Linked DNA regions of Homo sapiens: all the other regions are linked to region 7. Evidence: chromatin loops called from intact Hi-C (ENCODE). Cell type or tissue: HCT116. All regions are shown on one strand.

Region 1 (4,000 bases), 110 kb after region 7:
ATGTAATATTCTCATGACAAACAAAAGTCTGCTCTTGCAGCCACCACCCCCTCATTGAGAATGCATCCCTTAGCTTTGTAGGATAGATCAGCTTGATGTTGGACAGTTAGAGACATTGTATCTACCTCCCCTTCTGAGCAAGAAAATGAAATCAATTATTACAGTTGTTTTCCTCCTCTGTAGTAAGAGAACATATGGCAAACAAAGGCCTCTCTAAATATGCATTCATACTTAGTGGATCCATTTTTGATTCAGAATGGGGAGAAAAATGGTTGCATATTTCTCATGTACCCTGCAGTTTAATACAGCATACTCTATTTTCAAAGCAGTTCCAGAAAGAAACAATAAAATGACTGTCTTCTGCTCTCTTGAATCTTTTCAGAACTGCAACTTCCAGTGAGTCCCTCTGTGTGTCTGGATCAGGGAATGCAATTAAAGCCGAGTACTTCGAGTCACCTTTTAAAAACAGTGAAGCCACGTGTGTGGAAACCAGGGGACTGGAGTCGTGAACAGCTGTAAGCTAATCATTTTGAATTGTTATAACCAGCATGCATTGTAGGAGACAGCTAACAAGAGAAAAGCACAGAACAGATATGGGGGGTTCACATGTGTGAATTATTAGTTTCTCTTACATAAATTTTCAGCTATCCTTTTTAAATAAAGAATGCCATCATTGACTTTCTCCTAGATTAATTCAAACCTGTCCTGCCAGAAAATAAACATTTGGGTAAATTGGACTCTTATCTAATAAGTTACATTAAAGGAAATTGAATTTAAAACCTTGACAATGCAAAACTATAAAATTTTAACTTCCATTTTATACTCAAATGACTTTGCCTTAGACTATGAATATGGCTGGATGCATTTTTTTTCTGCTATTTTTTTTATGGCTCTTAGCATCTAAGAAAGCATCTGCTGTGTATCAAGTTATCCAAGTTTTCTCCAGGGAAAGGATTTTATAATGTAGATAAATTATAGTTAAAAATTAAGAGGTTTTAATTATCTTACCCAAGACACAAATAAGTTTGCCTCATCTAATTTTATAATTATTAAGTAGTATTTAAACAGTTAATAGTATTTATTGAAGAATCATATGCATCTTGTGCCAACCTAGAATTTTAAAGTTTAAAGTAGGCCAGGTGCAGTGGCTCATGCCTGGGATCCCAGTGCTTTGGGAGGTCAAGGCAGGAGGATTATTTAAGCCCAGTAGTTCAAGACCAGCCTGAGCAACATAGTGAGAATCCATCTATACAAAAAATAGAAAAATTAGCCAGGCACAGTGGTGCATGCCTGTGGTCTCAGCTACTCAAGAGGCTGAGGCAGGAGAACCAACTGAGCCCTCGAAGTGGAGGCTGCAGTGAGCTGTGATTGCACCACTTCACTCCAGCCTGAGTGACAGCAAGACCTTGTCTCAAATATATATATATAAAAATATATAAAAATATATATAAATATATATATATAAAAATATATAAAAATATATATAAATATATAAATAATATATATATAAATATATATATAAATATATATGTATAAAAGCACAGTCCTTTCATTGATCAAACTTAGATATTTAACATTTAGAAATATGATGTAGAAAAGCAAATAATTATACATTTTGGTATCATTTATGATGAAAGCATATTTGTTTCATTACAAAATATTAAACTGGTGTTACTTTTCCTTAGTAGCCTGAGGTGTTTTTTTAATTTTTTTAATTTTTTAATATTTCATCCCTTAAGTTAACTCTTCATTATCTGGGAGTAGGGACATTAGGTAAGATTGAACTAGTGGGGAAAGTATTTTCGCATATTCTTGGTGACCTGTCCACTATTTAAAAACTTAACATTTTTTTCTAGAGAAGAAAAAATAGAGCAAAGGTAGGCAGAGGTAGAAGCTTTTAGAAAGTTTCACCCAAACTGTAATTTATATCACTTTTGTTGCAATGGTATCATGCATCTGAGGTCACGGGTACTGTAACTAATTTATATATTTATTTTTTAAATTCAACTTTATTCTACATACTACCTTTCCACCTTTTTATTTAATTAAATTAATTAATTTATTTATTTGAGACAAAGTCTTGCTCTGTTGCCCAAGCTGAAGTGCAATGATGCAATCTCAGCTCAGTGCAACCTGCGCCTCCCAGGTTCAAGTGATTCTCCTGCCTCAGCCTCCCAAGTAGCTGGGACTACAGGCCCATGCCACCATGCCCAGCTAATTTTTGTATTTTTAGTAGAGACAGGGTTTCACCCTGTTGGCCAGCCTGGTCTCCAACTCCTGAGCTCATGATCCGCCTGTCTCGGCCTCCCAAAGTGCTGGGATTATAGGCATAAGTCACTACGCTCAGCCACCTTTTTTACTTTTTAAAAATACTTTGATTAAATCTGCCAGAGTGGGGAACTATTACCAATTTGACTCCTTCTCGCTGTACCTCTCCACCACCTGGTGGTGATGCTAATAAGCAACTGAAATTGTTCAAGGAAACCCACACACTGAGGGCTGGCGTCCTACAAAGGATAGAAGCAGTTTACAAAGCTTGTAGGTAATTTACAAATTATGTACTCAACCCTACATTATGGAGCGCTAACTATGTTTTTTTTTTTTTTTAGGAATGAAACGACAGTCCTTGCTCCACATGAAACAATCTTTCGAGCCGAAGATCTATCTGTGATTCTTAAAGCGTATGTGTTGGTGACGTCCTTAACCCCTTTGCGTGCATTCATTCATTCGACGGGCACAGTTTGGAATCCACCAAAGAAAAAACGCTTCACTGTCAAGGTAAGCTCTCGGTTGAAGCTATTATTTCACGTAAGTACACTGAAGTAAAGTAAAGTGAGTTGGGCTGCCATTTTCCCACCTTTATGGTTATCAAATCCCATTGAACAAGGATCACATCTTTTTTATTGCCGCAAGAAAAGATTTTCACTTAATAGGTGCAGGTTTAAAAATGAACTGGAAGCAGCTTAATTCACTAGGGATCACAAAGGCTACATTCTTTTTTCTCAATTCATCATGATAGTTCAATTCTTTGATCTACTTATTACAGAGCTAGTTCACAGCTATACTCTGTTTTTCTTAATTTTTCACTTATTCAAGAAAAATATAGTCAAGGCAACAAATGAAAATACAATTTTGCCTTTGTGCTTTTTGCTTCACCCTTAGGAAGCATAATGCTAGTTCATCACACCAGTCAATATGGAATATTTGCTGAGTGAAAAATAAAGCTCTCAAGTGTGCCTAATATAGCAAGCTATGACATAAAGGATAATAGGGAAGATTTCAGGGAAGAACTCAATAATAATCCCAAAAAGTTTAATAAGTTATAAAAGGTAGCTCAGGTCAACTTGGCTGAAAATGAGATCTAGTGACAATATGTTTGATAAATTTGAAAGAAATTTTGATTTTACAGTATTTTATTGTTCTGCATACCAAAAAGAGGAAATAGAAATGGAAAGAATGCATAGGGTCCCTCATAGTTTGAACAGATTAGAAAATGACTGAACTTGATTTTTTTCAGAATTTACCTTCATAAACTGAATTTTGAATTTTGGAAAATCTTCCACCTCAAGAAGAAGGCATGAGCAAATTTTAGAATTTATTTCTGCCATCTTATTTTTTTATTTAGTATGCTTTCTTTTTCTCCTCTTAAACTTTGCTTTTTCACTGAAAAGCTTACATATTCTTCTGTAAGTTTAAAAGTTGTACATTCTTTACCTATATAACATACAGTGGTCACTGTTAATTTAAAACATGCACTCATTGTTTATGTTTTCCTATGATTTCTTAGACTTTTCAATATCTCTATCTGCTTCCCAACCTTGCCTTCTCAAGACTCTTTTGGTCTCTGTACCATGTCCCCAAATCCCATTATCACAATGTAGATTTTTAGTTTTAGTTGAAATAATCACTTGTTCCCTTTTTTGGTTTTTTTTTTCCTCAAAAACAAAACAAAACTTTATCAAGACACTTACCATCCTTACTTCCCCACATTGTTTACAAT
Region 2 (4,000 bases), 94 kb after region 7:
CAAAACTGAAGAAGTGAAAAGAAAGATATTCAGTTTTTTGATCTAAATCCCTCCAGCAGGCCCGTTTACTCACGTAGATGGTAAACATAGATGTGTAGCAGTGTGTCTGTATAATACCAAAACAGCTGGCTAACACATGAACTTCAAGCAATTGATATTGGATTTCTTTGCATTACATAATAAACACTGAGTAGTATACCATATTTTTACTTTGCAGATTTGGTTATCCTGTTCACCTAGCCTGAGTCTATTAATCAATAGTTTATTCTTAGTTGTGTGTAGACATATTCCATGTCTCACTATATAGCCTGTGAGAATAAAGTATACTATAAAATAAAGTATATTACAATTGTTTGGATCTTCCTCAACTAATACATCGCCCAGTGATTGTGATATGATATTTGCCCCAATAAATTCTTCCTGAACCATTATGTTTGCAACAGAAATATTAGGAGTTAATCTGAAACCTGGATCAGATTTCTAAAACACATTGCTTGCTTCAAAATAATGAGAATTTTTTTGCAGAAGTGGTCAAACTTTTTATTTTGAAGCCATCAGGGGCTCTGCCTGGGGATTATGAAGACTGAGTTAAGGGTACAGAGTACAATCAAGTTCCAGGAGTTCGCTGCTGAGGTGGAGAAAATTCACCCTAAAATTTACATACCTGCTTTGTGAATAAAACCAATAAGTGAAAGAGAACTATACTGTACTGTAATTTGTATTATTTACTTATGCATTTTAAAAACCTTCATTTTACACACACACACACACACATACATATACCCAGAGAGAAAGAGATTGAGAGGGAGGGAGAGAGTTTGGTGTTGGGGGATATACTGTTTTGAACTTCAAGATGATCACTCTTCCAGTCTCCTTCTGGTGGTAGAGACAGATATTGAGCAACAAGAAACTTACAAGTGTTATAAAAGAAAAATAGTAAGTTTGCAGTGCTCAAGGCTGTTTTCATTTATTTTCACAGAAGTCCAGGGCTATGCACTGATTTCTGATTTGCAACATATCATCAATATTAGAAAATAAAAGCCCACCAAAGTGATGCATTAGCTGAAATGCACAGAACTCCATAAATTGTATGGTATATAACATGTTACTCATGGAAAGGTGATGCTCGTTATGACTAGTCTCTTGAATTTACTTTTCATTTTAACCATAATTAATATTAGTAGGATAAATGCATTGTCACAGGCGTCTAGCCTCTTCCAATCTGACACATCCTGTTGAAAAATATATTGATAAAGACTCAAAATGAGAGTTGCAGCAAACTATAAACGAAGTGCAATACATTCGTTTTCCTTAATAGAATCTTAGAGTCTTTCATTTGCATTTGAAGTTGTGGTTAGAAAGGAACATGTCTGGCAGAAGTATAATTAACTGAATAAATAGGGTAGCTTTGGAAGATGTTTTACTCTTTGATGGGTTGGGTGTGCTCCTTTCTGGGAGAGAAGCATGAACTCTATTATATAGAAAACCCCATTCAAATCCTGTGATTCATTGCATCAATAACTTTTAAGACCATTTTCTTTCCACTTCTCCTAGCACCATCTAATGGTGAAATATGGAACTTTCTCTTTTCTTCTGCGTCACTTTCATTAACATCATAGGGTTAGAGCAGCTGTGCAATCCCAGTGTTGATACTCATTTCACAAGCAAATGTGTTGCATTTGAGAAGGCCAACTTTTGCCCAAAAGGAGGTACTCTGATTTAGAAAAATAGGCAAGTAAGTGCAACTTAGAGATTGAGTACAGTCAACAAGCATAATTAGTACTCGCTTTTGGCTTGTTGTGTAGATAATTATGGTGGGCTTTATGATTTATGCTGCAGGATTATTTTATAGATGTTACCCTAAAATAATAACAGGAGAGAACATTAATTTGTTGAACTTATCGTATGTCAAACACTGTGTCAGGCACTTTATACACTTCCTTCTTTCAACCCTCTATAGCAGTTAATTCATCCACATTAGCTGAGAGGGCCTTTTCATGGCGCATTTTGCCCCACCTATTTCTGAGCATCTATGAGAATGTATGTATGTATGTTTTGATATGAATTTTAACCCTAAAGGAAGGAATTTACAGTGATGGCAGAAATCAGGAATCCTATGGCCCAGGCTTGCAGCAACCTAATTCCAGTTCCACCTAGCTGCTAAATATAGTCATGCAACTTTGGGAAAAGTCCTTAGCCCATTTGAGCTGCTTTTCTAGACTTGTAAAATGGAAATAATTAAACTGACCATTCTTTCCTTATAGAGTTATGAAAATGCTTTATAAAAGAATATTATGAGTCTATGAAAATAATATATAAGAGATTATGTCTATATTACTCTGGATATCCATGGATTGATTTGCAGAAAGCAATTGAATGAGGTTTTCTGTTTTCTACCTCAACATAAAGCTGTCACAATAATATATAATGTGCTTTTTTGAGGCATTCTGATTTAGAAAGAAATAGGCAAGTAAGTACAATTAAGAGGTTGAGTATAATCAAAAAACATAATACTTGTTTTTGGTTTGTTTTCTAGATAATTATGGTGGGCTTTATGATTTTATGCTGCAGGATTATTTTATAGATAGATTACCCTAAAATAAAGCAGGAGATGACATTAAATTTTTAACTTATATGTCAGACACTATGTCAGGCACTTTATACACTTCTGTCTTTAAACCATCTATAGGATAACCATCTGTAAGATAGATATATTCATGCCTTTTTTAGATGAGTAAATGAAGCCTTCAAGAACCTCTGGGCTACACAGCTGTAAAGCAGCATATCCATATCTAAAGTATTATGCTATAACTTTGTGATAAACTTGAACCACTATACTGTATTTTAAGTCTGTCTTATAAATAAGAAAATAAGAAAGGAGCTATTTAAAGAAAATTGTTTCAGCTAGGCCTAATGAGAAACTGAATTTACCTATTCTATTATTATTTATTATTCTTTCATCAACTAAAATGATCCTTTAAATTTCTTATTTATAATAATATTTATGCATAAGCAGAAGTTAAGTGAATGTGCTGAAGGCAGAAGACTGTCTGTCTTTCTCTTGCTTTGTCTTAGTGTTTGTATAGGGCATTCAACAGCAGATGGGAATGAACAGCCCTGGGAGAGTCAGAAGCTCCAGTCCTCAGCTCTCACTGGCACTCTCCTCCTTGAGGGTCCTCCTTACCCTTTTCTGTTACCTCTTTTCTGATGTGCCTACTCCAGACTCAGCTCTGCAAACCATCTACAGCCTTTCTAGGCAGCATAGAAAATTTACCAATGCAAACCTTACAGTCCAGTCTTATGCCTGGGATTCATGATGAGTCAGATGTGGGTGTAGCCACCACCAGCATTAGCTCTGGGCCTCCAGAATAATAGTGACCCCCTCCCACATGGGGCACTTGGAAGGGCCAAGAATTAGTTGTCCTAGCTTTTTGAAGCTGTCCTTCTGGTCTTCTTGGGAGGGTTTATGATAGTCTTTAGAATTCACTGATTGTGCTGCCAAGCTGGTTTGTATAGCACCAATCTGGGAATGTTAATTAATGAATGCAAGTAGAGCCAAATTATATTTTATGGGAAATATGTGATTTCTGTGGAATTAATGGTTGTTGAAAATAGTTTTCAGAATGAGTAATTGCTTTGACCTGATTGCACAGGTGCTGGAGGATAGCAGGGAGGTACAGATGGAGCCAGGCTGCGTATGTGTAAATCCTGTCCTGACCACTTGATATCCCAGTGTCCTTGGGCAAGTTGTACCTTCTTTGTGCTTCGCTTTTCTTCCATCTAAGTACTGACCAAGCCCGACCCTGCTTAACTTCCGAAATCAGACCAGATTGAGCACTTTCAGGGTGGTATGGGACTGTAGTCTGTGCTTCAGCTTTCTGTCTACAATGTAGGGATGATCAGGACTCTGTCTCCTAGGGTTGCTAAGAGGACAGAATGAGTTAATACATTTCAAGTACTTGGAACAATGCACAGTGAGCACCCCATAAATGCTGAGTAT
Region 3 (4,000 bases), 120 kb after region 7:
AGAGTTCCTGGCGCATGGCAGATGCTCAAAAATGTTTATCAGTGAATCGTTGTCTATCATCCTTATTTTAATTAAAGGTACCTCATTAATAATAACTTATTAAAAACTGCCATTTGGGGAAAATATGATTTAAGAGCAGGTTCTACAACAGAAGATAGTATTATGGATTTACATATTCCATCATTGTTAATTCAGGCATATTTTCCCTTCTGAACTAGGGTAATGAACGCATAGACATATGCAAATATAATTAACTAACATAATGCTTTATATAGGTAGATGCTATATAATGCTTTATATAGGTATACACATATATGTGTATATATGCCTACATATATATATATAATGTATTATGACAGTGTAAAGGTAAAACCTAACACTAATGAATAAATTTGCTAATTATTATTGCCTTTAATACTAGAAAATCAGTAGGCAAGTGTTAATTATATATCCAGAAAAATGGAGGTAAGCTAATACTCAGGGATTTCAGTGTGAAATCAGGTGAGGTAAGTTCATTCCTTCTTCCCTCCTTCTGGATGCTTGAAAGATGGAAAAGTTCCTCAATAGTACTTTGGAGGATAGAATGTATGTTTCCCTTCTCAGCTCCTCCCCTTCACCTGTCCTGTTCACAGCCTGCTTCTCCCTGGAGCCATCAAGGGAAGGTATATGCTGGGATGAGGATGGGACCCAGTTATGGACTTGAAAAGAGCAAGTGTTGTTTCTCTGAACTGGATCCTGGAAGTGTATTGCCCGTGAACTTCACAGAAGCTCTTAAAAATTAATCTCTGCGGGCTCTTCCTCTTTCTGCCGTTGCCCAGCACAGTAATGTCACTCTGATTTCTGTTACACCTTGCCGATAACAAGTTTATAAAATAAACAAGTGTTTAGAGTAAAAACCAAGCCTGGGAAAAGAGGTCTAGTGTAAGCAATCTTTCAAAGCACTTTAAGCGTCCATAGAGAGCAGCACCATCTTAATTTTTTAGTTTCTTATTATTTCTTTAATAGATGAGCCAGCTAAGCCGTAGAGATGTTCGAAGACAGAACAGCTGTATTCCCTTTCTTCACTACCCTCATGCAAGAAAGGATTGTTAAGATGGATCTTTGGGAAATGGACCATGAATTAAGGCAAAACTCCCTGCAATCTTCCTAAATGTTTTCATTTCTGTACAGACACCTAGAGAGTTATTGAATTTAATTTTATAAATCTTTATCCCTAAGACTTTAACAACAAGGCTTAACTTTTTCATCACTGTGGTAATGTTAAATATCTTCTGATGACAGGAAAATATATTGGAAGGAAAAAATCACATGAAGTCAGCAAACAGGAGAACAAAAACCAAGAGGAAAAATCTACTTGCCTAAATCTTTTTGAAATCCTTAAAAGAAGAGAGTTTGCTTATTCTTTATTTATGTAGGAAACAAATCTTCAGTGCCTGGCATAGTAGCTAATATTCAGCCGATTCAGGGAGAGAGAAATGAATTAGAATAGAGACTCCACTCATCAAATTGCTGAAAAGAATAATTAGTAATAAAAATAACTCCTTTACAAAGTGGTATGTGGGTGCAAAGTAATAACAGTGAAAATAATGGCAGTAATTGTCTCCAAAAATTAATCGCTTTAATGCTTAAGTTTATTACAGAATATTTACTCAGTGGGGAAGTTAAATGATTTTTACACTTTTACTTTGGGTATAGAAAAAAAGTAAGTTTTTACCAGTACGTTTTGAAACTTATTAAATGTATATCATTTTTGAGATTTTTATTAACAATATCCTTTATTCCTTGAGATCTGTCTCAAAGGCTGACAAATTCTAAATATAAAATATCCTCAAATGTGCCAACTAGGTAAAACTGATTTGTCTGCTGAAGGAAGACAGGCTTTTGCTCCCTTCAGGAGAAAATCTGACTTGCATTTGTCTTATGTGATTTATTCATTGTAAGTTTAAAATGAAATACAGCCTTTTTCCTTCCATATATTAAAATGTGGTTTCAAATTTAGAAGAAACAGCAATCTTTTTTCACTAAGGAAGCCTACATAGCAGTGAGATGGAGCAAAACAATTACTGTATTGCCCCCTAGTGGTCTTTTTTGCTATTGTACAAATAGTCTGAGCTGTCCAATGGCAAGAGGAAAAAAGGCAAAAATGCTTAGCAAAGCATGGAGCATTTTTCCCCCATTGGATTAAACATATTTATTTTAAAAAAGTTATTTTATAACCCATACTTACAGTAAGAAAGCTGTGCTTTTAAGTAGATTGCGAATGATGATAATTCCTCACTACAATTTAAATTACCTAGGCCACACAATTATTTGGAATGATTTCAGCATTTGCCAGCCACTGGACATTGTTTTTTCACTTAAGAACACTTTGTAAAATTTAATATGCAGTGCTATTAAAGAATGATATCCCTCAGATGACTATATGTTAAGAAAATTCATTCTTCCAGCTCAAATTCATATCATAAAATATAATAATCTTAATTTTTTTCTATGGAAAAGTTAAGCCTATTAGTCATAAACTTGTGAGTATACATTTAAGTGAAGAAATGTACATTTTGTAATGTTTTTTTCATATAAGGAAATTCAATGATATTTTCTAGAGCTCTTTCTCCTCAAGGAATTTACTTGAGAGTGGTATAAATATGCAAAGTACACAAATATAGGATATTTTTATGGAATATGGAATACTGACTTAGAAGAAATGACTTATAAACATGCTATACTGTCTTATGTGTAGATCATACAAAATATGTCAGGGATGTTGGACTGATTTCCATAAAACTCTAGTCTAAGCCAGTCACCACAAGCTCAAAAACACCACCCTGTCCCATTGCCCAAAAATTAAGACCTAAACTTTTTTCCTTGGAAAAACAACAACAACAAAAAAGATTTTGCAACACATAGTTTTAAACTTACTACACAATACCAGTTTTAAAATTACTGTACAGTTAGAGCTGGCATTTTATACTTAACATGTAAGACTGCACTACTGTACCCATGAATCTTTTGTGTTACTTCTATTTGATTACAACCTGAGCCTCAAATCTGCTGTTAACTGGAATTCCTTTAAATTATCTAAATGACCTGATATTATGATATAGAACTGAAAATTTGTGTTTTATTTCTCTGAGTGCTACTGAGGCAGCAGAAATGGATTCTCTCCCAGGACTCTTCAGATATATTTTGTATTCTCTACCTTCTGCAACATAAAGACGTATTTCATTGCTTTTGTTAGATCTCTATGGAGCGTCTGCCTATAGGGCGGTCATTCTCTCATTGCGTCACTGGCTGACACAGAGCATTCCTATACACATCACTCTGTCTTCTTTGTCTCAAAACAATTTGTCCTTTCACTCCCTATTCCTAGCCTGTAAAAGCAGTTCTTAGAAGCTCGATGAAGCAAGTCTTTAAAATTTAGAGAAAGGGACTTCAAACAGGAGAGGAAATTCCAAGCATCCCTTTATTTACATATATATCCGTATTCATATGCACTATGTTTCCCCTCTACATCAGCTTCTTCTTATTTGGTCTCTAGTTTTCCGGAATCTAACAGTTCCAGGTACCATAGCCTCATCAATCTGTTTAAAAAACATACTGTTCCAAACTGATGCTTTGGTAGAAATTTCTAGTAGAATAACTTCTGAATAACTTCTACTAGAAATTTTTTCAGATATATTTGAAAGGTATAAGAATTTTTCTATGTGCTTGATTACTCAGATTATCTACATGAAGAATATTTGTTCAAATCACACACAGAGAAATCATTACTTTAAACTCAGAAGTCACAGAAGAAAAACATTATGCTAAGGAAATATATTTCATTTTCATGCCTTCAAGGAGTTACTGTTAAAGAAATGTGATTTTACAACATGAATAGGACGATGATTACATCCTTTCAGGCTGAGTAATAAGCAAATATCCAATTGCATTTTTACTTTAAAGGAGAGAGAAATAAATCACCAGCATTAGATCTATAGCACTGGATATGCAGGAAAGAAAA
Region 4 (4,000 bases), 560 kb after region 7:
TCTGATCTGTGGGACTCTCCCTATGGCACTAGCTGGAATAATATCACCTTCTCAATTGTCTCATGCATTTTGTCTTCAACAGTACTGAGAATAATTCCCTGGGCGGCATCAGTGATTGGGTGCTAGTGAGAGTTGCATTCCCTTTTCTTTCTACTTTCCAGACAAGTAAAAGAAACAAAGCAATAAAGAACCATCAAACAAGACTTTGACAGATAATAATATATTCTGTGGATAATTTCTACTTCAGAGATAGGCAATTACACATTTTTAAAAGCAATTTTTACTGCTCAGTTACAGCAAGTTTGCCTATTTACAAAATAAATGCTGTTTTATTATTTTTAAACATGTCTTACTTACTGCATGCCTCTCCATTTTTAAGAAAACCCCAGTTACTCTGACTGAGCAGGAGAGTTTAGGAAAGGAAGGAAATCATATTGGCTGATCTTCCAATAAGTGACAGACTTGGGCTAGACATTTACATTTATTTGATCCTTTCAGCAACCTGGTGAGGTAGGCATTATCTCCATTTTAGAGATAAGGAACTGAGGCTTGGTGGTGTTAATATCTCACTCAGCATCACACACCTAGTAACTGATAGAGTTTTATGCTTTCCTAACATCTTACATGCCTTCAGTGATGATAATTCTTCAGAAATTAGTAAACATTCTGTGAATTTTTAATATTCTGTGAATTTTAGAACTCATTAAGACAAACACACATCTATGCCTTGTACTCGTATAAAACCTATTGAATGTTACAAATTATGTCTTATCGTTCCAAAATTTCAGATTTTTTTTCCCAGAAATCAAACTCAATGCTGTTTGGAAAATTTTTGCATAAACCAGCATTCAGATTAAGCAAAATAGAGAGATAAATGAAGAGTTGAATCAAAACAAAGTTGAAAACCAAAATAAAATTTTAATTATTTGGTACATTTAATCAGGAAGGATCTTCTTACAAGGCAGTTCTGTGCAAAACATCAATGAGTGCTAATAAATAAGGACATATGTGTGTCCCAAAAGATTTGTCTTCAAGGTATTGTGAAAAAAGTTCCTGGAGCCACCTATGAGAGAGAGTGCATCTGGTCTAATTGCAAACTTCAAGCAATTGTTAAACTTCTTATTGCCTTCTTGAACACCTCTCTGGACTCACCTGTGTAGGTCTGTCTCTGTCCTCCTCCGGGCTGTCTGTGAGTTTCAGTTCTACCCTTCTACCCATACTAAGGGAGAGTCCACTCCAGCCTTGTGGACGTCTAGTTGCATATTCACTTTATCCATAACCTTGACATCTTCGTGAAATAATAAGTGGGTAGGGAAAAAAATTTCTCCTATACACTAGTGGAAATTGTATACTAAAAAATTTCAGCTATTTAACAGAGGGCCAGGAGTTTGGAAATTAGAAGCTGTTTCCCAACATCAGCAAAATAAAGGATTCCACTTTATTTATTTGAAGCCACAATTATCCAACCCACTTCAACGGTTGCTTCATATAATGAGTCTTAGAGTCAGAAAAACTATAATTTAATGACCCCTGATTATGTAGGCTGAAAACTTGGATTCAATGTGGTAATTAGATAAGGCATGTTTGTTTATCTGACATTAGATAAGGCATTTTACCTTCCATCAGCCACAATTTCTAATTTTCCTGCAGATGTTTACACATGTTTTGGGGAAAAAGCTTTTATGGTACTACAGATGCAGCCATTGCAGCTTGGCAGAATGCTACAGGAGCAGAATAATCATCAGAGATGTTCCTAAGCAAAGAAGGAAAACCAGTTCTGAAAAAATGGCAATGATTAAATAAGGTAAAAAGTACACTATTTCCAATGGAATTATGTGATTTTTAAAAAAACTTTGAGAGATGTGAATTTGTCTATGTATAAATAGGTAGACAAAATTGTTCACAAGTAATTTTAAATATTTTTTTCTTTCAGAAATGAAATATTCTTCAATTTAAGGAAATTCTGACGTTTCAGTACGCTAGTGTGTGATGTTCAGCTATTATAGATGCTCCTAGCGCCATCTGGTGAGATATACAAGCAATAGCATCAATATTTGACTCATGCTTTGTAAACCCAGGAGACACTTACTCTGCAGAAAATAGGCAGTAGAACAACCTCCACTTATTACACTATGAAGTTTGTCCTCAGATACTAAGAAAAATCACTGTGTAACCTTGATGTGCATGTAACATCATTTTAATAATGCAGATATGGATCTCACTGAACATTTTAATTGTACCTTTATCCTTGAAATGTTTATCAACCTCTGGTGCCATTTTCTCTTCAAATAAATTTTGCATACATTTCCAACTGAAGTTAATGGAAAGTTAGAATATACATTTGAGATTACAAGTTAACCTAAAATTCATGTTGTAACATGCAAATTAGAAGAAAAATCATTTTGCTTAATTCTTTAGGACTATTTGACATTTCAATTGGAGGTGCAGTAATTTCTTATCGAAAACAAAAGAATAGATGTTTTCTTTTGGAAAACAGACTTGATATGTGTACATGATATTTCTATTAGAGGAAAAGAATATTGAAGAAGAGGATGAAGTTGGCTTTGAATAAGTTGAAAAACATCAGGGTTAGAGGTGCTGAATGTAAAAACATTTAGTGTTTTGACTTCTAATATCACAGACACCTTTTCTCCAAGAGTTACTGGTATAAAATATGTAAATTTACCTCAGACAAAAATATACAGAAGTGTAAAATGCCTTCAATTCCTCCTTACATAAGCTCTATCTGTTGTAAACCAAGTTCAGCATATGTGTAATCAAGAGCTTCTGGAACAGCAGGGAATCACCTGAGCATTGGGAATCTTCAATTTGTTCCATCTCTCAGACAGGTTGCTGAGTGCAGTGCCATCTTATGCATGTAGGCATTTGTTGGTGGTTTGCTGTTTTAGCACAAATGACAGTATAGATACGATTTGCATAGCAAGCTTAAATAGTTAATGATCAAGAAATATGACAAGACTTTATCTGATAAACATTTACTCTTATTTTTCTGACAGAGTAATGTTGATAAACACCAAAAAGCTCTTTCCACAAATACCACAGTAGAATTCACAATCAGAACCAACTACAAAATTTGCAGTGGTGTGCTCAATGCACCATGAAAATGCAAGCCCCTTTGTTCAAAAATTTTAAGGAATTTCAAGATGGCAACAAAAGAATCTTAAATCAAATGCAGGGCCCTTCTGAGCACAGTGGCCCCATATGACTGCACAGGTGGCACAGCCATGAACTCATTGACGTAGGCCAATATTTTATTTTGCACTTGTGGAAAGGTAAACTGAGGCACATTAAAGCATTAAAAACTCTATTAAAGACTTTATTTGAGCATTTAGTGATCCATGGATCTGGGTACTTCCAGACTGCAAGTGGTTTGGGGACTCCAATAAAGGCAAAGGTACTTTTATAAGGTGAATGAGGGAGCAAGGCAAAGGAAACATTTGGGGAGAGGTAGCCTCGCTCAACTCATTCCCCTGGAAAGTCCTAGCTAGAGGTTAGTTGGTGATTTCTGGGTTAGTTAAAGTTTTATTTTACCGTTTATACTGAATTGGGTTTGAGTTTGCTTACACAGGAACCCAAGGTGCTAGAATCACCTCAGCCCAATGACCTCCTAATTAAATTTTTTTAAACACTCTTATGGCCGGGTGCAGTGGCTCATGCCTGTAATTCCAACACTTTGGGAGGTCGCCTGAGGTCAGGAGATTGAGACCAGCCTGACCAACATGGCAAAACCCCGTCTCTACTAAAAATACAAAAACTGGCTGGGCATGGTGTCAGGTGCCTGTAATCCCAGCTACTTGGGAGGTTGAGACAGGAGAATCACTTGAACCTGGGAGGTAGAGGTTGCAGTGAGCTGAGATGGTGCCACTGCACTCCAGCCTGGGTGACAGAGTGAGACTCCATCTCAAAAACAAACAAACAAACAAACAAACAAACAAACACACTCTTATTTAGTGTTTATTGAGCAAAGCCATTACATGTA
Region 5 (4,000 bases), 350 kb after region 7:
TCATATATTCTTGTAAATATTCAATAACTTATAAAGGTCCCAAAGTAATCATTGCAATCTGTCACATTCTTTTGAAATAAATAAAACAAATTGCAATATCTCTTAGTAATCTTAAAAGTATATGTTGCGTTTGTTTTCCATTTTTGGAAAATGAATAAATGGAACGCATTTAGAATAGTTACAAGTTACTCCCAGTTTTCTTTACTTTGTCCATTTAAAATACAAAAACAGAAAAGTCGGTAAATATATCACTGTAACACTTCAAATTCAAATTTTAATTTTAATTCAATTTAAATATTTAATTCAAAATAGCAAAATAGAAAGTAGGAATGTCAGTAAATAGCTATGTAAGCTTTTTGTATTTTTGTTTATAAAATTGTAAAAGTTATTTTATTTCACTAGAATAACTCTTGCCCAACACCATAGTCATGCACATGCCTCTTAAGGTTTTACATTTAAAAAAATAAATGACTGAGATGTTGCTTCAATTTAAATATTATCCAATAAGGGAATTTTTATTATTTCTAGCATATTAATTTTGAAAAGGTTAAATGTAATTAGGATATGTTCTTAAAACTCTAGAGTTAAACCTAGAGATAAGATTATTCAAATTAATATATTTTTAAAACAAGAAAACAAATAAACGAGTGTTTGTTATCAACAGACCTTAAATCTTCTTTGGCCATTCTTTAAGTAAATTTGGTAGAGATTTTTAATAAACTAGAAATTCAGAACACAAAAACTCACGTTATGATTGATTCTCTTAAATAAAATCATCTTGGGACTTACAAAAAACCCTAAAGCATTCTAAAATATATTTTTATTAGTAACATTCGGCAGCTATTTGGTTTTATTTTATATTGTGTGTTTTTCAAATTAGGTAGTAATGTTCCTCTCTGTAACTGTTAATGCTAATCTTAAACTATTATTTATATCCTGATTTTATTAAAAACATACTTCCTATTCACCATTAATTTAAATCCATTTTTATTGGCAAAAAATAATTTTCTAACATTACCTAGGTTCTTGCTATTATTCTAACTAGCTTGAAAACAATTCAATTTATGCATATATGTACATTTTGTGTAAATCTCTGAGTTTTCTCTCCTGAATCATTTTTTTCACATTGTTCATTTTTGGTTCACATTGTTTCACATTTAGATGAAATCTTAAAATATTAGAAAACATTTTCCTGGTTATTTGGTAGGTACTATGCTGGTGTTTTTGTTGTTGTTTTTATTTTCTCTTGAGGTATTATAATTCAACAGAGTTTTGTATTTTTCTTTCTGTTGCTGGCAAAAAAACAAAAACAAAAACAAAACCAACAACACCATAAAAGAGGTTTCCTGGTTATTATCTAACATGGATGAGCAATCAACTCAATTTTTTCAACATTGGCAATTAGGATTTTAATCTAATAGGCATATTCTTCTGAATAAAATCCAGGTCTGTATTCAATTGAGTTGATTTTCTTAGCCTCAAAATCACAAACTCAAAATGTAGGAAAGTGTTCAGAGAAATGTGGGTACTGGCGCTTAGTAGTACTGTGAGCAGGATAGATGATTTTCTAACCGCTAACCTTAAATACTCTGATTCCCACTTGGTTTCTGACACCATTCCTAAACTTATGACTCCAAGAATAATGTTGCCGAATGATGATTGGCTAACGGAATGATGTGATGTCTTCCAGGGGCAGAACTTCTGGGAATAATGTGACTTGGAATATTTATGGGTATTTCTTTTGGTGTGCTTAAAATATTTCCATTCTTCCCATGTCCACCTCACAAACTTTTAAGTTTCCCTACCCCATAATTTGTTTTATGATGAGTAACTCAACAAAGTGGGAAGGGCTCAATCCCAAATTTTCATTGACCTATTCCAAGAATATTTATAAGTAGTTGAACAACACATAGTGTTTTGCTTTTCAGTAGGTTCGAATATATTTTTGGACAGAAAGGGACAAAACGGGTCAGAGGAACAGGAATCCTACATACACCCATCCAACCTCGTGTCGCAGTTTTTATAAAAACTTAGATCATCTGATAGTTGAGAAAATGAAATGTTAGTCACAAAACGTTCCACAACAATTTTCTGGCCATTTTTGTAAAATTCGGACAACGTAATTTACTGAAAAACAATCGCCAACTGCCACATTACCTCTGAGTCAAAATTGTGGAACCAATCAGTTCTTAAACCACTTCTCAAGCGGTTTCTATGTTTACATTAAGTATTAATGATGCATCTTTCCTATTTCACTTCATTAGAAATTTATCAAACCAAAATTTACACAAGGAATCCAGTAGATTAAATGCTACCCTCCTGATTGCTCTGACATAGTTTAAAAATATTCCACCAAAATGTGCACATCTGTTTGCAATAGTTAACAAAACATTCCTCTGTTAATATCGTTATAAACCTTAACAACTCAACTAGAGTAGAGAAAGGAATTTTCTCATAACCACACAGCACTCATTCCTTTGCTATTCTCTTATGTTCCTGTTAACAGAAAATTATGGTGATATTGCTGTAATTCACAATGGCTATTTAACATTAATTAAGAATCCTGGAGGAAAATCTCCAGAATACACTTTCTGGGGGAGTGTTCATGCAATTTCCTTAAATATACTTGCATTTTCCACTTTTATTTTTCCCTATTCTACTAAAATTATCCTGCTGCATATAAATACCTTATATTATTTATCACCAGCTTTCCTTATGTAAGATAAACGTCTTAATCAGACTTTATTTTTCTGTAAAATTGAAATCATAAGTACCTGCTTATTAACTAGCTATTATGTGCAACAAATATCTTCCTCTAAAACTAAATCAGGTAAAATATTTATTAAAATATGCTCTGAGAAGCAGAATTCTAATTCTGTAGAATTAAACTTTGTGTGTGTGTGTGTGTGTGTGTGTGTGTGTGTGTGTGTGTGTGTATCTGTCCTTGAATTTTGCATTTCATCAGTCCTGAGTGGTGATTACACTGCTTTATTCTAATTCCAGATTGTCCAAGTTCTTTCCTTGGAATATTATGGGGGTATAATCTTTGAAATTCCAGGTCAGGTTATTGATATTTTTTTCCTTGAAGTTCATTTATCTTTCTGTCCTAGAATACAGTATATATATGCATATATATGTGTGTATATATGCCCATAGATATTCTAAGAATATGTATATACCTCTATAGATGTTCGAGGATACAAAAATAATATGTATCATATATAATAAAGATATTATTTCTTTTATTATGTTTATTGTTAGGGACACTTACAATTCAAAGTTTAAATTGTCATCACTGAAAAATTATAAATTCCATGTATGTATTCAAAAGGGCTAATTTTCTAGGAGGGAAATCTTTCTATAATTTCAATACAAATTCAGCAGGTGATGTAATTGAATTTGAAAATCAGTCTCTCTTTTTATCCTTCATCGTGTTGTAGTGCATAACTTTCATAGAGTAACACTATTGTGGACGGGGCTAAAACTGAGGAGTTGAAAGAGAGAGCCCAGCCGGCTCAAAACAATACCATTAACCTCTTAGCAGTGACATGTGTTTAAGAAGGTGGTTTTTATTACTCCCTCTTGATTCAGTTTACCAACAGAGGATGAGATAAAAGTGTTCAAGTGAGCTGGACCAATTACTCAATAAGTATTTGATGAGCGTCTACTTTGTCCCTCATGCTGTGCAAATTGGCAACATCTTACATGATGTCTGAAGTGACTAATAAAAGAAAAAATCGGCTCCTCAGTCATGATCCAGGGGAGAAACAGCTTTAAGTCACTAAGTGATGACTGTAAAGAAGGCTGATCAGCTTAAACATGGAAACATACATTGTTATGTTTTTAGTGTTCTTTGGACAGTTATGTTTTGTTATTACCCAGCACTGATTGAGCTTTTTCTCGTAAACTTTGGGAGCTTAAAATTTGAACAAAGTAGGCAGATCACATTTATTTGCCTGGAAATGTTTTAAAGAATTGAGGGTTTTGTGAATATGAAATG
Region 6 (4,000 bases), 1.0 Mb after region 7:
CCAACCTGGATGACAGAGCGAGACTGTCTCAAAAAAAAAAAAAAAAAAAAAACACAAAACAAAAAACAAAGATAATTGGGCTGATTTCAATAGGAAATATATGCAAAACCTGGGAAATTTAGTGTCTATTAATCACTTCTTCTATGGTCATTCCATGGTTTGAACACCAAATAGTGTGTATGGAATTAACTAAATTGTTATTTAAAAGATTCAGCTCTATCTTATAGAAAGGAAACCCTTTGGCAAGATCATAAACTACATATAGAAATATAGGCTTTTCTGTTAATAACATTCTAAAGTATGTATGTTTTTTTCACCATAAGAGCCTGTGTCTCCACATCTAAAATAAAAGATTTACCTGAAGCTTGATAGCATACAACTATATTGTTGATTAACAATAAACACAGGTATTTAAAAAGTAAATTTCTAATTAAAATATAAACTCAAGCTATTAAACAAATAACTAACAAACTCTTACAGATTTACAAGGAGGAGAACAAAGAAGTGAAAACTTATGGGCAAGAAAATATAACTTTCTTTTTGGAGCTCTACTTTATATTAATGTTGATTCATAAATTTTGACACGTCTACTGATTGCTACTACTAAGGCGAGACAAACATAGACATCCAACCAAAGTCGTTTCTGCTGCTTAGGCAGTAGTCCTTTGGATGTTTTGCAATGAATCCTTTATTTTTTTCTTAAGAGATTGTTATGCTTTGTATGTATGCATAAAATTAATGCATTTCTTTTTTTTTTTTTTTTTTTTTTTGAGACGGAGTCTTGCTCTGTTGCCCCGGCTGGAGTGCAGTGGCGCAATCTGGGCTCACTGCAAGCTCCGCATCCCGGGTTCACGCCATTCTCCTGCCTCAGCCTCCCGAGTAGCTGGGATTACAGGCGCCCGCCACCACGCCTGGCTAATTTTTTGTATTTTTAGTAGAGACAGGGTTTCACCGTGTTAGCCAAAATTAATGCATTTCCAAACAGTTTCATCTTGAAGTGTATAGTTCACTTTAAATCATTCCCATTCTGTAAAAAGTGGAATTGATTTTTGGAGGACGAAGTCTACAAATGATATTGTCCAGAGTCACTTCCAACTTTTCTAAAAGTGAACTTGGGATTCATTAGAAGCAAGAACGAGCTTGTTGCTCCAATGATAGAAACGTGAATAGCTCACTTGAGACAATTTGAAGGTCTTCTGCCATCTGGTGGACATCAGTAGAAGTCTCACTCAGTAGAGTAACATCATGTAGTATACACCTAAATTAAAATATATTTTCTTATTCTGAATTCATGTTTTTTGACAATGAAATAATTTTTCTTTTATTTCTAAAGGAACACCCCAACCTAAGCCCTCCCTAAACAAAAAATAACATCAAAGGTTTGAAGTGAAAAATAATTTCTAACTGATATAAAGCTATACATGTATTTATTTGTAAAAGGTATATATATATATTCATATTTCCTAAATAATTTCTGTACCACTGCTAGCATACTGTACATATGCTATGCCATTGCTATCATATTGTACATATGCTAAAATTGTGACTACTAAGTATTATATGTAAAATTTGTTTCCATTTGTAAGACCAATTGTTAGTTGTGGGTGCCCTCCGGTGTTCATGAGGTGAACTGCAAACTAGCAGAGACAAGTCATTTTGGTCACAATCGGCGGCAGTTGTTAACATATTTTTGAGTCCTTGTAATTGTTGTATCAGTGATGACTGATTTACCTAAGTCTACTGCATGCTCTCATTGAGTGGCTTTGTAACTTCAGGTGTCACCTGAAAACAAGTAAGTATATTAATTAATATTCAGCCTGAGAGATCTTTCTCTCCCTCTGCTTTGCAAATCTGGCCCATGAAGAGATATTTATTACTCTGCTTCGTTAGTAAAATATCATAAAATGTTATAGTTTTTCTTTTCCAAATTAGTCCAAACTATCACATTATAAGTGCATTTTGGAAAGTACCAGGGCACTCTCTGATGGGACTAAATTTGGGGCATGATTCCCAGCATGGGCCTGAATTCATTTTAAGAAGTCTCTGAATGATTTTTCATAATACTACTTTTTCAGATGAGACAAACAAGTCTCTTAATTCCCTAAAATTATTTTCTTAATTTACTTATGATAACAAAATGGGATTTTTGTCAGCACGTCTGAAAAATACTGAAATGGCAATTTTAGGTTTTCTTTGGTTTTCTCTGGTTGGGAATTTTAAATTAGTTCAAGGATTGTCTAATAACAAAATGTTCCGATAATAGTATGTCTTTCATAATTGAAATTATCCTCATCCTGAACTGAATATATTTTCAGGTACCAAACAAGAGAAATTAAGTCATCATGAGCTTGCAGATATTCTTTGTTCATTTATTTCTAAAAATGAATCTGTATGCCAGGTATATTCAAAACAATGTTCTAGGCAATATAGAACTACAGAGCTATGGTTCTTATGTTTATAATCCACTAGAGGAGTCAAGATTCATTCAGGAAAAATACAATACGAAAGTATGCAAATAATGCAGTAATAATGATAAAATAGGCAATTGACAATGACAGAGATCACTTCAGTAGAGATTAATGTGAGTAATGAAGGAGGTAGCATTTGACCAAGACCTTTCCAGAATGGAAAGCTGGGATTTGAACAGATAGAGTTAAGAGGGGTGGAAAGAGTATTTTAGATATAGGAAATGGAATAAGCAAAAGCTCCACAGTGGGAAAGTGTAACTTTTTACTTTACATTGAAATAAAACACAATAAAATTTTTATAGAATATGTTTTATTTATTCAAGTCCTCAAGGCTAAGTTCTATCAACAACTGTACTTTTTTCTCTCTGAAGTTTGTAGTTCAGAACCAGAAAATGTTCAGGCTGACCCAGAGAATTATACCAGCCTTCTTGTTACATGGGAAAGACCTCGAGTCGTTTATGATACCATGATTGAGAAGTTTGCAGTTTTGTACCAGCAGTTGGATGGAGAGGACCAAACCAAGCATGAATTTTTGACAGATGGCTATCAAGACTTGGTAACTATATGATCAGTTGTTTTACATAGGGTAACATTATAATTTAATTTCCAAGGTAAGAACTTACAAATGGTTGTATATTATTTTCCTCCATTACTTTTAGACTTTATGTGAAGGTGGGGTAGGCTGAGTATTTTTAAATTTAAAAAAAAATTTTAAATTAGAAGCTATACTAAATTATGTTTAAAGTTACATTTAATTAAATGGATATCATAACTTTGCCAACAATAACACTATAGAGTAGATACATATGACTTATGAACTGGAGATCATTTAGTGTGGCCTTTCTTAAGATTTCAGTTGTAGAATAGTGCCAGAATCTCAGTGCCCTGATACATTTTATATTGTGTCTTCCATTACGCTATATCAGCACAGGAAAAGTAGAGTAGGGGACATACAAGTCCTCTTTGTTGCACCAAAAAATTTTCAGATAACAGCTGGGAAGTCATGATTGGGTCAGAACTTTGGGGATGTAAGAAAACATTTCTTACAAAAAGATCCACCCCTGCCTCCCTCCACCAGCGCATGCGAATAAAGTACAGATTCCCTTTGTGGCCTGAGCATGTCAGTATTAAACTTTGCTCTGGTAGGGAAGTGTTGGCCATAGATTAGGGTGTAGTTGACAAACCTTCATCTGGATGTAGGTCCAGAAAGTCCCCACTGCAGGTTAAAGGACACTGGACTCTGCACTCAGGCACCTAGAGTCCTGCAAGTCCTGGGAACCTGCATTTAAATAAAAATGCACTATTAATTATGTTTCATATCATGTGGACAAAATGGATAAAATTTTAGTAACCTTTTAATTCAGTTGCCTGGAATATGGAGACACAATGACCTGGGAAAATCGTGAAATAAATAGTAATAAAAATGTTTATTTCATAATTACGTGAAGAAGATAATTCTATTACTGTTCTTGCATATATATTGTCAAGAAAAAGAGATAACTTAGTTGTTCACTTTTTCACATTGCTCCTTG
Region 7 (4,000 bases):
TTGCAGAGATGGAGTTTCGCCATGTTGTCCAGGCTGGTCTGAGACTCCTGGGCTCAAGTGATCCTCCCGCCTTGGCCTCCCAAAGTGCTGGGATTACAGGTGAGCGACATCGCAACCGGCCTCATTCACTCTTCTGACTCCTTCAAGCTCTGTCATTCCATTCGAATGTGTGTAACCTACTGCTCAGGTGTAAATACCTCTCAGGTAGAGTCTCCACATGCTGCTTTCATGCCACCCTTGCCCTTGTCCTCCCAAACCAGCATCTGCTGGTGGGTGCACTTCTATCTCAAAGAGGGAAAGGAAGAGAACTAAGAGCTCATGTTTGCTTTTGGTGTCTAGATGTTCCACGGGACTCATTATTTGATAATTATCTTTTTACGTGTCTGACACCACATCTCCCATAAACTCAGTGAGGAAGGAGCACAGCCTCAGGATTCAAACCTTAACATACATGCATTCAGCATTCATTTATCCAGCAAATACAGAATGCTTAGTTGCTTTCCATATATTATCTCAACTAGTTGTACCAACAACACTTCAAAGGAAACATTAGTATCCTTATATCACGAATGAGGAAAGCTGAGACTTTGGTCAAACCACTTGTTTAAGAACAGCTGATAAAAGGCAGTGCCATGAATCATATCCAGATTGGGTTTACTCTAAAATCAGATGCTTGTGTATCGCCTTAGTCTATTTGGTGATAATTCCTGCTATATCTCCTTTCCACCTCTTGTTTGCACCTTCTCAAGCTACCTCTTTTCTCTCTCTTGCAAATATTTCCTTACTGCTTTCTTCCACTCCCTTGGACTCAGTGGTTAAAATGGGAAATGGGGTTCTTTAATCTACTAGAATCATTTCTGGGATACTAATTTTCCACCTTCTTCCCAATTCCCATTATTTGAAGTCTAGCTATATTATCTTAAAATTTTCAATACTGTTGTCTTTCATTTCTCCCAACCGAATGGCAATTTTATTTTAGCATCTGATTTACTTTCTTCTGTACCTTGTTCTCAACAATTTAATAAAGCATAAGAATGACTCTTTAGATTCCCCAAACTCTGTTTTTCAGACTTCTTGCCTTAACAGAACTTAATAGAACTGTCTGCCTATTCCTTATCACTCAGTAACAGCATTGTCACACCCTGGATTCCAATTTAGAAATCTCACAATTCTTATTATCTCTCAAATCACATTGCATCCACCAAAACGATATGTCCTACAACACCACTGTTCAGCCATTTTCTCTTAAAACTCTTTTGGCTTCTAAAAGTGAAGCATCACTTTATTTTTCTCTATCCCATTTGTCATAAGATTAAGGACTCTGAACCTATACATAAAATAATATTAAAGCCACTGGAGGCGATACATGCAAGGGCTTGGGATAAATCCAGCTTCCGTGTGAATATTTCTTCTGTAATGTGTTAATTAATTTGTTCTATAGGATGTTAAAAGGGTTTCTTTCTCACAAGCAAGGAACTCTAGATGCCCATTTCTCTGAATCTGTGCTAGCTGGGCACCCCTAGGGGGCGCTCCGTCTCTCAAAATACAAGGGGCTGACAGCAGCGTGCCTCTGGGTGAGGCTCACTCTAGGGGTGTGGCCTCACGGAGAACCTCAACCCACAAGAGTTTGGCTTAGAAACAAGTTTGAAAACCTCTTCAGGTCCAGAGCCTTTAAATAATGCCTGCTATGCGCTAAGACAGCCCTGGGTATCCAGAGTTCACAAAGCAAGGACTGATTTCCTTTCGCCTTGACAGCCTCAGCAAAAGTGGAAGGGGGTTTGCAGAATTGCACTATTAGCAGCGTCCACCCGAAGGTCTGCACAGAATTAGACTGAGCTGATTCTGGACAAAGCCCACTGTGTACCTTTATCTACTGGGCAAAAGTTACCCCCAACACCTGCTATAATCGACTCATTTTAGGAGCAAAATGTCAGGCCATGAAGCATCAGATCATTGAAAGACCCAATTAATTAGTCCAGGAAAGGAGTAATAAGAACATCTGTGATCTGAGTTCCATACTAAGACACAGAGAGACGACTGAGTTATTCTGGTGCTTGCTGTCTGAGGTCCAGACAGTACTTGTGACCCTCTTATCCTCAGAAGAGTAACCACAATTCCCTGGAGTGAAGAATATCCCAATTCACTCATGGAGTTCACTTTAGTCTCATTCTCGACCTTTGTCACCAATTGGCTAAGGCTATTTGTTTTTCCAATTCTGTATTAGGAAAAAGAAGTTGCACAGAGGATCAGACATCAGATACGTTTCTAAATTCTGCAGCTCTGGGTGGGCAGCCTCATTTGGGGAAATGCTAGCTGCTGTTTCCAAAGTGGGGAAGCCCACGGTTTCGGACACAGGGCTGACAGCGCTGCTCCAGCAGCCCCCAGGGCCAGAGGAACCCGGCCTTAGCTCCGCCCCGCTCTGCCCGGCCCCGGGTGGCTGCGATGCCGAGGTCCTCTGCTCCCGCCGGGCGTGCAGCGGGCGCGCGCGCGTGTGTTTATGTGTCTGTGTGCGTGTGTGTGTGTGTCTCTCTCTGTGTGTGTGTGAGATGAATTGGAGTCATACGACTGGGTGTTTCCTTCCGAGTGGTTTTCATCAGCAATCCATTAGGAAATCATGGAAACTTTTTTTTTCCTGGCTAAAAGGATGAAAACTGAGTAAGTACATAGAACTTTGAACTTGAGACGGAATGAAACAAATTCAAGCAAAAACCCTGACAGTAACCATGTCCATTCAAATTGCGTATGCCCTTTTTATGTTAAAAGCCGTGAATACTTACAGGACAGTGGGAATTTAAAACTAAATGAAGGGAAGCATACAAAAGGCTGAAAGCAAGACTGCTTTAAAACCGGAGGAAAATTGAGGAACTGCTAAGGCAACCTGGCCTGAGTTCAGCTGTGCAACAGGCACTTTGGGTTTTAATCTTTTGCGTTCTTCAATGCTGTTTTCAGACTCCAGATATACTTTGGTATTGTTTTCTCTCTTCCTGCAAAGCTGAGGCAGAGTCGGACTCCTTTACTGTGAGTTGAAAGATGTGAGAATAAGGCATTGCTGGAAGCAACAGTTTGGCAGCCTGGGGTACACTCAGGTTATTCGTTACAACTATTATTATTTGATGTCTTTTTTTAAACTCAGGTCATCCACTTTTGACTGTCATCCATGGAAGAGCTCTTATTAAAAGCCTCAGACTTTCGGGACCTATGATTCTTTGGCACAACCTTTTGGAAAATTCTTAAGCAGGGATGAAGCAAACTTGATTGGAGTTGGGGAAAAAGAAGACAGATTAGTATTTTTCATGCTGACAAAAAATAGCTGCTATGACTTTTCCCGCAACGTGGACAGGGGCCAAGTGAAGCTGAACTGGTCATGGTCTGTCGCCCAGTGTTCCCTTGTCGTCGGCGATTTTGCCCCCGACCCTTCTTGGTGGGCTTAGTGGTGGCAATCTGTCTCTTCTACCAGACTCTGACCCTCCGAGGGTCGAGGAAGCTCACAGCCGCTGCCCCTGGGGCTGTCCCACACACATCCACTGAAACCCAGGCAAGCAGATGCAAGAAAGGATTCTCTCAGGACAAACAGTGCTTCCTTCTCTCTGGTAATGCCCAGGAAACCAGAAAGGTAAGACTCTCATAAGCTTAACGGAGACAGTTTCTGCAAAGACAGCAATCTGCTTCTCTGTCCTTTCTATAAAACTAAAATTAACTTCCATGAGGTCTGAAAGGGATCCAGAGTGTAAACAGCCTAGAGAGTGACCTGATGACTGGGAAACACGTTACATAAGCTTCAACTTCTTATAGTTACTTCCAGAAAGTTCTGGCATTACTTTATCTCTTAGGATTTCACTTCATTTCAGTGGAATGAAGTAGACAGTTTGGAGGAGGCATAAAATGATGTGGATTCTTTCTAAAATATCAGTATTCTAAGAGATCTGAGGATTTACAATTCAAAAACATAAATCAAAGTTTCAAAAACTTTGATAAACCTTGAGTGTCTCTTTTCTCAAGG

The links. Peaks named below come from ENCODE experiments on the same cell type or tissue, not always from the same donor. Only the 100,000 strongest peaks of a DNase experiment are listed, where the experiment ranks them.
Region 1: a loop joins it to region 7, with 12 times the contacts of the local background. A loop is called at or near these places in 98 of 110 quality-filtered maps.
Region 2: a loop joins it to region 7, with 5 times the contacts of the local background. A loop is called at or near these places in 106 of 110 quality-filtered maps.
Region 3: it touches region 7 in a loop (5-fold over the local background); 70 of 110 quality-filtered maps call a loop at or near these places.
Region 4: a loop joins it to region 7, with 2.7 times the contacts of the local background. A loop is called at or near these places in 18 of 110 quality-filtered maps.
Region 5: it touches region 7 in a loop (3-fold over the local background); 11 of 110 quality-filtered maps call a loop at or near these places.
Region 6: it touches region 7 in a loop (8-fold over the local background); 8 of 110 quality-filtered maps call a loop at or near these places.

Annotation. Positions count from the first base shown.
Region 1 is chr7:121,097,317-121,101,316 of GRCh38, forward strand. It overlaps CPED1 (cadherin like and PC-esterase domain containing 1), which reads left to right. Exons shown (of 23, transcript NM_024913.5): 6 at 383-515; 7 at 2,610-2,778. Among named protein-coding and RNA genes, the nearest start is that of CPED1, 110 kb to the left of the region's middle. In HCT116, a CTCF peak has its summit at 2,473 (motif pointing left); no DNase peak of the experiment used is centred here.
Region 2 is chr7:121,079,956-121,083,955 of GRCh38, forward strand. All of the region lies in intron 5 of CPED1 (cadherin like and PC-esterase domain containing 1), which reads left to right. It also overlaps the pseudogene RNA5SP241. Among named protein-coding and RNA genes, the nearest start is that of CPED1, 93 kb to the left of the region's middle. In HCT116, a CTCF peak has its summit at 1,557 (motif pointing left); a DNase peak (open chromatin) is centred at 1,596; H3K4me3 peaks cover 732 bases.
Region 3 is chr7:121,106,034-121,110,033 of GRCh38, forward strand. The region is part of intron 7 of CPED1 (cadherin like and PC-esterase domain containing 1); the gene reads left to right. Among named protein-coding and RNA genes, the nearest start is that of CPED1, 120 kb to the left of the region's middle. RefSeq lists a silencer at 1,992-2,041. In HCT116, a CTCF peak has its summit at 2,060 (motif pointing left); a DNase peak (open chromatin) is centred at 2,048.
Region 4 is chr7:121,545,673-121,549,672 of GRCh38, forward strand. No RefSeq gene overlaps it. Among named protein-coding and RNA genes, the nearest start is that of FAM3C, 150 kb to the left of the region's middle. In HCT116, a CTCF peak has its summit at 2,025 (motif pointing left); a DNase peak (open chromatin) is centred at 2,019; H3K4me3 peaks cover 258 bases; H3K27ac peaks cover 1,867 bases.
Region 5 is chr7:121,333,096-121,337,095 of GRCh38, forward strand. The region is part of intron 3 of WNT16 (Wnt family member 16); the gene reads left to right. Among named protein-coding and RNA genes, the nearest start is that of WNT16, 6.1 kb to the left of the region's middle. In HCT116, no CTCF peak of the experiment used is centred here; no DNase peak of the experiment used is centred here; H3K27ac peaks cover 2,514 bases.
Region 6 is chr7:121,993,543-121,997,542 of GRCh38, forward strand. It overlaps PTPRZ1 (protein tyrosine phosphatase receptor type Z1), which reads left to right. Exons shown (of 30, transcript NM_002851.3): 9 at 2,840-3,024. Among named protein-coding and RNA genes, the nearest start is that of PTPRZ1, 120 kb to the left of the region's middle. In HCT116, a CTCF peak has its summit at 1,616 (motif pointing left); DNase peaks (open chromatin) are centred at 1,179 and 1,619.
Region 7 is chr7:120,986,258-120,990,257 of GRCh38, forward strand. CPED1 (cadherin like and PC-esterase domain containing 1) reads left to right here and starts at 2,454. Exons shown (of 23, transcript NM_024913.5): 1 at 2,454-2,655; 2 at 3,134-3,613. The coding sequence starts at 3,365. RefSeq lists an enhancer at 1,630-1,709. In HCT116, a CTCF peak has its summit at 1,522 (motif pointing right); DNase peaks (open chromatin) are centred at 1,564 and 2,152; H3K4me3 peaks cover 1,888 bases.